Linked DNA regions of Homo sapiens: regions 1 and 3 are each linked to region 2. Evidence: chromatin contacts called from ENCODE Hi-C or POLR2A ChIA-PET data. All regions are on one chromosome and are shown on one strand. The core of a region is the stretch at or near the end of the contact, and the rest is flanking DNA. Distances in the headings are between cores, read along the strand shown.

Region 1 (2,700 bases), core at 143-2,642, 120 kb before region 2:
CTGAGATCGTGCCACTGCATTCCAGCCTGGTGACAGAGTGAGATCCTGTCTCCAGAAAAAAAAAAAAAGGCTGAGGCAGGAGGCTCTGTTGAGCTCAGGAGTTTGAGGCTGCAGTGAGCTATGATTGCATTACTCCATTCTGGCCTGGGCAACACAGCAAGACTCCATCTCTATAAATAAATATATAAATAAGAAAAATGGGCTAGGTGCAGTGGCTCACGCCTGTAATCCCAGCACTTTGGGAGGCCAAGGTGGCAGATCACCTGAGGTCAGGAGTTTGAGAGCAGCCTGACCAACATGGTGAAACCCCGTCTCTACTAAAAATGCAAAAATTAGCTGGGCATGGTGGCACACGCTTGTAATCCCAGCTACCTGAGAGGCTGAGGCAGGATAATTGCTTGAACCCGGGAGGCAGAGGTTGTGGTGAACTGAGATCACGCCACTGTACTCCAGCCTGGGCGACAGAGCAAGATACTGTCTCAAAAAAAGAAAAATATTTGAGTTGAGTATAGAATCCTAGGTTGGCAGGGGTTTCTATTTGTTTGTTTTGCTTTGTGTAGCACAATTAAAATATTATTCCATGGGATTTTTGTTTCCTATAGAAGTCTATAACTGTTGGTCTTTTAAATAAAAAGCCCATTGGCTGCTTTTGAGATTTTCTTTTTGTGTGTGGTGTTCCATAGTTTGAGTACCATATGTTTTGTGTAGATTTTCTTTCATTTATCCTTCTAGCAATCAGTTAGGTTTCTTGAATCTGTGCATTGGTGTTTTTTTTTCAGTTGTGCAAATCCTCAGCTATTTTCTCTGTAAATATGCTACCCCCATTTTGTCTCATCTCTCTTTCTCTATCAGAACATCTTATTATGTCTTTCATGTCTCTTAACTTCTCCTTCATATTTTCCATCTTTTTGTCTCCCTGTGCTACATTCTGGATAATTTCTGCTGATTTATCTTGTTTCCTGGTTAACTAATTATTCCTTAATCTGTGTCCAACCTGCTACCATTTATGTCCACTGAATTTTTAATTTCAGATACTGAGTTTTTCATCTCTAGAAATTCTATTTGGGTTCTTTTTCAAATCAGCTAGTAATGGCAGTGGCTGCTACCATCACTCCGGCTGTCACTCCAGCTGCAGCAGGGAGGCGCGGCTAGGGTTACACACTCCATGGAGCCGGTGGAAGCCCGGCCCCTTCTGAGTTAAGTCGGGAACTCACCGGGTGCTACTGCAGCCGCCCAAACCAAAGCCGTAGACCCCACCTCCGGCTCTACGGAGCAGGCAGAAGTCCCGCCCTCTTGGGCGGGCTGCAGCTGCCCAAACTGTGGCTGTGCATCGAAGCCTCCCTGTGCTCTTGGAGGAGGGCCGGGAATAGGCAGGATCTGCCCTCCCAGGTGCAGCTGCAGCTGCCAGGACCCACGGCTGCAGACCTGGGCCTCCCACTTCACTGAGCAGGCAGGAGCCAGGGACAAGTAGGAGACCCGCCCCTTTCGAGTTAGCGGGGCGGGACCTCCTAGGTGCAGGACCCGGGCGTCTCTGCAGCCTGCACCCTCGGGGACCCCAGGAGGCCCCCTTCCCCGGCTTCCTGCCGTCCCTGCAGGCTCCCGGATGTCTGCTCCCGCTGCCTGGCCTCTCTCCAATCCCGGCACCAGTTCAAATCTCGGAGCCGGGTTGGGGTCGAGCCCTGGGGGGGCCATGGATGGCAGCGGGAGGCGTATCGATTCCCGGGTGGAAGGGGGCGGGTCCTCAGTAAGGCCCCACCCTCAGGCCAGGGAGAGCCTGAAGGCTGGGGCCAGGCCGCCAGTCCTGCAGACCTAAGTGGTGCCTCTTCCAGCCTGCCCATGGCCCCCGATGTACCAATCTGCGTGCACTTCCTCCCTTCTGAGGTCCATAAAAGACCTGGGCTTAGCCAGAGCAGGGCAGAGGATGGCTAGAGGACGAAGAGAGCAGAGAGATGATAGGACGACCAGCTGCAGAGAGGAGCTATCCTCTCTGCTGATAGCAGGAGACAATGGGAGGACCAGCTACAGAGAGGAACTACCCTCTCTTCTGAGAGCCTCAGAGACCTGCAGAGACGTCAGGACTATCAGCTGCATAGAGGAGCAACCCTCTCCAGGGCCTTCTCCCTGCTGAGAACAGCAGATATTAGCATGACTTGCCTACAGAGCGGAGCTACCCACTGCGAGTCTCCTTTTAGCTGATCTAACACTTAAAGCTCATCTTCATCTTGTTTACCCTTCACTTGTCTGTGTACCTCATTCATCTTGGACACAGAACAAGAACTCAGGCAAAGGTGCCGCTGGCCACAGAGGTTTCTGGCCAGAAAATTGACACCCCAGAGATCCTGTAACACTAGGTCATTTTCTATGGTTTCCTGTTTCTTCATATATTTTCAGTTTATCTTTTATTTATTTTAATGCAGTAATCAAAGAAAATTCTGACACATTCTATAACATAGATGAACCTTGAGGACATTATGTTAACAGAAATAAGCCAGTCACAAATGCTATAAGATTCTACTTACATGGCCAGGTGGGGTGGCTCACCCCTGTAATCCCAGCACTTTGGGAGGCCGAGGTGGGAGGATCACCTGAGGTCAGGAGTTTGAGACCAGCCTGACCAACATGGCGAAACCCCGTCTCTACTAAAAATACAAAAATTAGCCAGGTGTGGTGGTGCACTCCTGTAGTCCCAGCTACTTGGGA
Region 2 (2,700 bases), core at 67-2,566:
TTCCCTGATGCTAAAGTTGGCAGAGAGAGGAAGAAACTCCCTTCCTGCTGAGGTTCCTGACAAACAGTAGGGGCAGGTGAGGGTAGCAAGTAACCCTGAGATCTGCTGGTTAGGGACGCCTGGCACAAAAGGATCTTAAGATGCCTCTGATTCTGCAATTCTATCTCTTTAAGACCCAGAGTTCCCATGCCAAGCCTGCTCTGTGATCCTCAGAGATTTCAGGGGTGGGGAAACTGGATTGAATGCGCTGACATACAAGCAAAAAAAGACCTCAGCATTTTTGCCTCGCCTCGGTGGCTCCGGCCTTTTTTTATTTTTTTTCCCTCTCTCATTTATTTATTACTATGCTATTCCCTGGCCCTGCTGCTGTGTCAATACTGATAAAAGCAAATCACCCCACAAACAGGTGCAGCTGGGAGCTGCCCCTTGGACAGCTGCCAGGGAAATGTGATCGCTCAGCTGGGGTGACCTGCCCCGGCCCAACCCCCTCTCAGGTTCCAGCCCAGGGCATGTGTCCTTGGGCAGTTAATGTTGGTCCACATGTCACAGCCCTGGTATCCCAGTTGGCATCATGGACTTGTGCTGGTGTGTGTGGTTTGGGTGGGGTGGGTATATGCAGGAGAGAAGGGAGGCTCCCAGGAATTTATTTTCTCTTTCGGTTTCTTCCAACAAATTCAGAAAATACAATGTCACCAAGTCCCCCTGCAAGAATTTGAAAATATTTCCTAAGAATATCACTGCCTTATTTGCCTAGGTAAGAAATATTTTTTCCCATTCCCAAATTCACACACACATGCAGTGTAATGATCCAAAAGAAATTTTCTGAGTATCTCCTAGGGCTTAGCTGTGAGTTCACCTAAATAAACATTTTGTGAGCCAACCCTGCTATCCAGAATGCATTTTGATGCTACCAAGCCATGTGACTTTGACTCTGGCTTGGAAAGATTTTATTTCATTTCCCCTCCCCCATTTCAGTGTTTTGTCCCCAAGCATCATTTCCCCACTTCCCTAGGGCACCAGCCTTTCCGGAAATGCCCTAGCTCTGCGTGCAGCCTCCGCCTCCCGGTGTGGAGAAGGCGGTGACAGCGCCGCGCCGGAGCCGCAAGGCGGGCCTGGGCGGAGGGCGAGGGGCCGGGGCGGCCGGGCCAGGCTGCCCGCCTGCCGCAGAGCAGCGCGCAGCTCGGGGAGGGAGGAGGTTGCCATGCAAATGACGCGGCGTCCTGCGGGCCCCCCTTACCCGGGGGCCCTCTGGTTGCCAAAACAGAGCATTCCCCAGAACAGTCGCCTGGAAACGAGCGCTGTCATAGCAGCCTTGAGCTCAGTAGCAGCGAGCCAGCTGTGCTGCCACGAGGAGCTGGGTCAGGATGTTCAGACCTCCTCAGCACCCCCTCCCCACCCAGTCTCCACCTCGGGGAAGGGAGTGGTGGCTTGGGCCACCGTGGAGGGGAGGGAGGGCACTAATTGGATTGGAACACTCCTGAAACACATCAGCTGCTCCTCCCTGGGGGAGGGGGAGGAGGAAAGCTGCAGACTGTCTTTGTGATCGGCTCAGCCTCTCCCTCCCAGCAGCCTCGCCCTGACCTGGTCCTCACTGGCCTCTGCCCACCTATCGCTGTCCTGGGGCACAATGGCAAGATCTTTGTAAAATGGAGGAGGCAGACACCGGATCAGATAATCACCAAAATGAAATTCAGCCTTGATATGAAGGGTACCGTGGTGATGCTACCGGGATCTGACCTGGTTTGGAAGGGTTAGGGAAGAATGCAGGTTTGCCACAGCTCCCACGTACTCTAACTACTTCATCCCTTAACAGCCCCCCGTCTTTCCAGCACCTTTTCTCATCAGCTCAGCTATGCCAACCTGGTCTTCCTTAAACCTTGGGAGCATTTGCTTTTTCCTATTTCATTTGGCACCCAGAGAGCTGCTCATCATTTAAGCGTGTGTGTGCTCACCAATTAAACTACAATATAAACTTTAAGAGGCAGGACCCATGTTATCATTGTCATGGCCCACCTTGACCATGAAGAACGAGACAGGCCAGGCGCAGTGGCTCACGCCTGTAATCCCAGCACTTTGGGAGGCCGAGGCGGGCGGATCACGAGGTCAGGAGATGGAGACCATCTTGGCTAACACGGTGAAACCCCGTCTCTATTAAAAATACCAAAAAATTAGCTGAGCATAGTGGCGGGCGCCTGTAGTCCCAGTTACTCAGGAGGCTGAGGCAGGAGAATGGTGTGAACCCGGGAGGCAGAGCTTGCAGTGAGCCGAGATCGCGCCACTGCACTCCAGCCTGGGCGACAGAGTGAGACACCATATCAAAAAGAAAAAAAAAAAAAAAGAACAAGACAGAGTTTTACAGACCTGCTTGAATTTAGGTGCCAGTGATCTTTGTCAACATAGTCATCACCCTGGGAGGCCTCTGGCGTTGCCTTTGCAACAACTGTTTTAGATTGGCCTTCAGAGACTAGTAAAACCTCTCCTGGGACTAGGGAGGGGAGGAGATTCAGTGACAGCCTGAGTGACAGTAAGCAAACAGGTGGGCTACAGAGAAAGTGGACGACTACTCAGGACACATCGAGCGTTTCATGTGGTCCGGAGGCTGTACGCCAGAGCTTACAGGTGTGACTTAAGCATGTATGTGCAAGGGAGTCCCCTTCCTTCAAATTCCTAAAGGGCCTTGGGAGTCTTATGTACCCAAAC
Region 3 (2,700 bases), core at 201-2,700, 97 kb after region 2:
GCCACCCATGTCCCTCCTTCAGGAATGAGGCCTCCCCACACCATCCCCACCAGCTACTGGTAGTACTGGGGGCTGCCGGGTAATTTATTGGCTGAGTCCCTCTCTGGGAATCACTCTCTGGAAGAGAGAGCTGCCTCACCCAGAGTCTCTTGTCCAGTCCACATGGAGATACAAATACCCAGCCCTCTTCCTCAGCTGGAACAACCGAGAGGCATCCCAGCTCCAGAGCTCCCTGGGACAGGCTGAGGCCTCTGTGGCAGGTGCACTGCAGTTCAGCATCTCCCCCTGCCCGGCCCTGCTTCCCTCACACCCACAGCTGTTGTTCCCAAAAGCTCTCCCTGATAAATCACCTGAGGCAAACCTCTGTCTGAGTCTATTTCCAGAAAACCCTACCTGGGACAGCCCCTAACACAGTCCTGAGCTTAAGAAATGCCTGCAGAATGGATTGATGCCACACATAACACACAACACACACATACACACACGCGCACACACACAAACACACATGCTCCCAGGGCTACCAATGACTCCACGCATCTGGCCCAGCCTTTTCCCTCCAGACAGACGCCCCAGCATTGCCCCAGATACTTAAAGCACTTGGCATCCTCACCTCTCTGTGTCTCCATTTCCTCATCTATAAGACGGGAACAGAAACAGAATCTACCCCTATTAGGCTGTTCGATGACTAAATTAAATAAGTAAGGACATGAACTTAGAGTAGGGAGTACCCCATCAGGATGCTGCCCGTACATCCTGGTTTGCCTCATACGGTCCCAGCTTTACCTGTAATGCCTCCCCCACAACCACCACATTTTATTTGGCATTTACTTTCAGTTTCAATTGTGTGCTGAATGATAAATTATATGGTTATCCTAATCATAGGGCGTAAATTCTTGGTGAGTATCAGCTACCTTTTCTGAGAGGTGCTGGCAGGCACTGGGTGGGGTCCTGTGCCCACACACAGGCTTTGGTCTGCCCATGCTTGCTCGTAACCACACCTGTCTGGACTCTCCCAACACACACTGGCACTCTCACCCCTGCCTGGCTCCTGGTGTCCCACCGACACTCTCCCATGCTCCAAGGAATCCGTGACCGAGGAACGCGGGGCTGCCCCTGCAGGAGGAGGGTCCGGGGCAGGGCCCAGGGAGAGAGCTGCCAGAAAGGCTGGAGGGTGGCTGCCAGCCCACCATGGTGACCCTCCCACCCCAGCTGCCCATACCTGCTATTCTCAAACACAGTGACCAGGTTGGACACAGATGCCAGCTTCTCCTCACTTGCCCCCTTCATCCTGCCGGTTTCCGGGGTGGATCTCAGCTACCCTCGAAGCAGAGAGAGAGGCCTCCAGCCAGCACACTCAGCCACGCTGGCCTGGGACAGATAGGCTAAATCACCCATGAATCTGTTCTGATCTTTCTTGAGGGCTCAGAAGGTCGGCTCTTGGCTTCAGAGTGAAGAAAGAGGAAGTGGTCCCAGAGCCACAGCCCTGCAGGGGAAAGGCCAGCACTCCCGCAGTGGGAGGAGCCTGCTCGGGCCCCACCTCTCCCTCAGGGGGGCTGACCTTTCACACCTGTAGACCCCCATTCCAGAAGCCACCTAAGAGGTGGCAACAGGGCCCAGAGGTAGCTTCTGGAGCCCAGTCTGGGCTGGTGCAGTGGTTTGCACCTCTAATTCCAGTGCTTTGGGAGGCCGAAGCAGGAGGATTGCTTGAGCCCAGGAGTTCAAGACCAACCTGGGCAACATAGTGAGACACCGTCTCTTAAAAAAAAAAAAAAAAAAAAAGGCCACCCGGAGCCAGACCCTTGGCTGGTTTCTTGGCCTAGTGGTTCCAGCCAACCACACTTTCTCCTTCAGAAGGTCCAGTGGCTTTTACTTGGCCTCTTTCCCAGCACCTTCTTTTCTGCATCTGCCCCTGCTCACAGCTGTAAGGAAATAATGTCTTTTTTATTCTTTAGAGACAGAGTGCGGTGGTGGGATCTCGGCTCACTGCACCCTCTGCCTCCCGGTTCAAGCGATTCTCCTGCCTCAGCCTCCTGAGTAGCCGGGATTACAGGGCCTGCCACCACGCCCTGCTAATTATTTGTATTTTTAGTAGAGATGGGGTTTCACCATGTTGCTCAGGCTGGTCTTGAACTCCTGGCCTCAGGTGATCCTCCTGCCTCGGCCTCCCAAAATTCTGGGATTACAGATGTGAGCCACTGTGCCTGGCCAGGAAACAGCATGTTTTATTTAAAATAATCACAAACCTGGTAAGGGTGGCAGGGAGTACTGTGATGTTCCCACCTCCCCACTGGGGTTCTCTCATTTTAGTTGTTGCTGTCATCACCTCATTGCCCCAAGGGAGGGCAGTTTCCTCCCTGAAACTCAGAGGATAATAATAGCTAACATGCACTCTTTTTCATGCTTATGAGTATTTTCTTATTAATCCTATAACAACCTCATGAGGTAGGTACTATTCCTATCCCCACTTTACATAGGAAGAAACAGAATCAGAGAGGTTAAGTAACTTGCCCAAGGTCACCCAGGAAGAATACAAGAGAAGTTGGATTTCCAAAGCAAAAGTGGGTGTCCTACAGTTCCAGCAAAGGTTCGTTGGGAGCCTGGATGACCATGTTCTTGCTGCTCCATCCCCAGGCCTCCCTGATCCCAGGACACTGGGTTGTCTTTGCCTGAGGCCTCCTTTACCACCTGGTCTCCCGGCCC

Evidence for each region. A loop is a pair of places that touch in the nucleus more often than their neighbours do. ChIA-PET counts read pairs that join two places held with the same protein, here RNA polymerase II (POLR2A). Pooled maps may share reads with other maps.
Region 1: a loop to region 2 is called in a pooled map, with 4 times the contacts of the local background. The contact joins two enhancer-like sites. A Hi-C loop is called at or near these places in 9 of 50 pooled maps. POLR2A ChIA-PET finds 5 or more read pairs at or near these places in 4 of 52 experiments (H1, HEK293, WTC11 and 1 more).
Region 3: a pooled map shows a loop between it and region 2 (2.7-fold over the local background). The contact joins the promoter of FGD2 here to the enhancer-like site in region 2. A Hi-C loop is called at or near these places in 1 of 168 maps with a recorded cell type or tissue (naive thymus-derived CD4-positive, alpha-beta T cell) and 9 of 50 pooled maps. POLR2A ChIA-PET finds 5 or more read pairs at or near these places in 5 of 52 experiments (B cell, H1, OCI-LY7 and 2 more).

The regions. Positions count from the first base shown.
Region 1 is chr6:37,221,308-37,224,007 of GRCh38, reverse strand. The region is part of intron 1 of TMEM217B (transmembrane protein 217B); the gene reads left to right. All of the region lies in intron 1 of TMEM217 (transmembrane protein 217), which reads left to right. Among named protein-coding and RNA genes, the nearest start is that of TBC1D22B, 35 kb to the left of the region's middle. RefSeq lists silencers at 1,093-1,142, 1,513-1,772 and an enhancer at 1,973-2,112. Within about 2 kb of position 1,392, at least 22 of the 41 ENCODE cell types and tissues checked have a DNase peak (open chromatin) inside an H3K27ac peak, as active enhancers do.
Region 2 is chr6:37,101,212-37,103,911 of GRCh38, reverse strand. No RefSeq gene overlaps it. Among named protein-coding and RNA genes, the nearest start is that of PIM1, 68 kb to the left of the region's middle. RefSeq lists enhancers at 542-591, 838-1,445, 1,446-2,053 and silencers at 1,030-1,209, 1,220-1,359. Within about 2 kb of position 1,316, at least 38 of the 41 ENCODE cell types and tissues checked have a DNase peak (open chromatin) inside an H3K27ac peak, as active enhancers do; they include B cell and OCI-LY7, where a contact is called at or near this core.
Region 3 is chr6:37,004,405-37,007,104 of GRCh38, reverse strand. FGD2 (FYVE, RhoGEF and PH domain containing 2) reads right to left here and starts at 1,450. Exons shown (of 16, transcript NM_173558.4): 1 at 1,220-1,450. The coding sequence starts at 1,287. RefSeq lists an enhancer at 1,305-1,434 and a silencer at 1,690-1,852.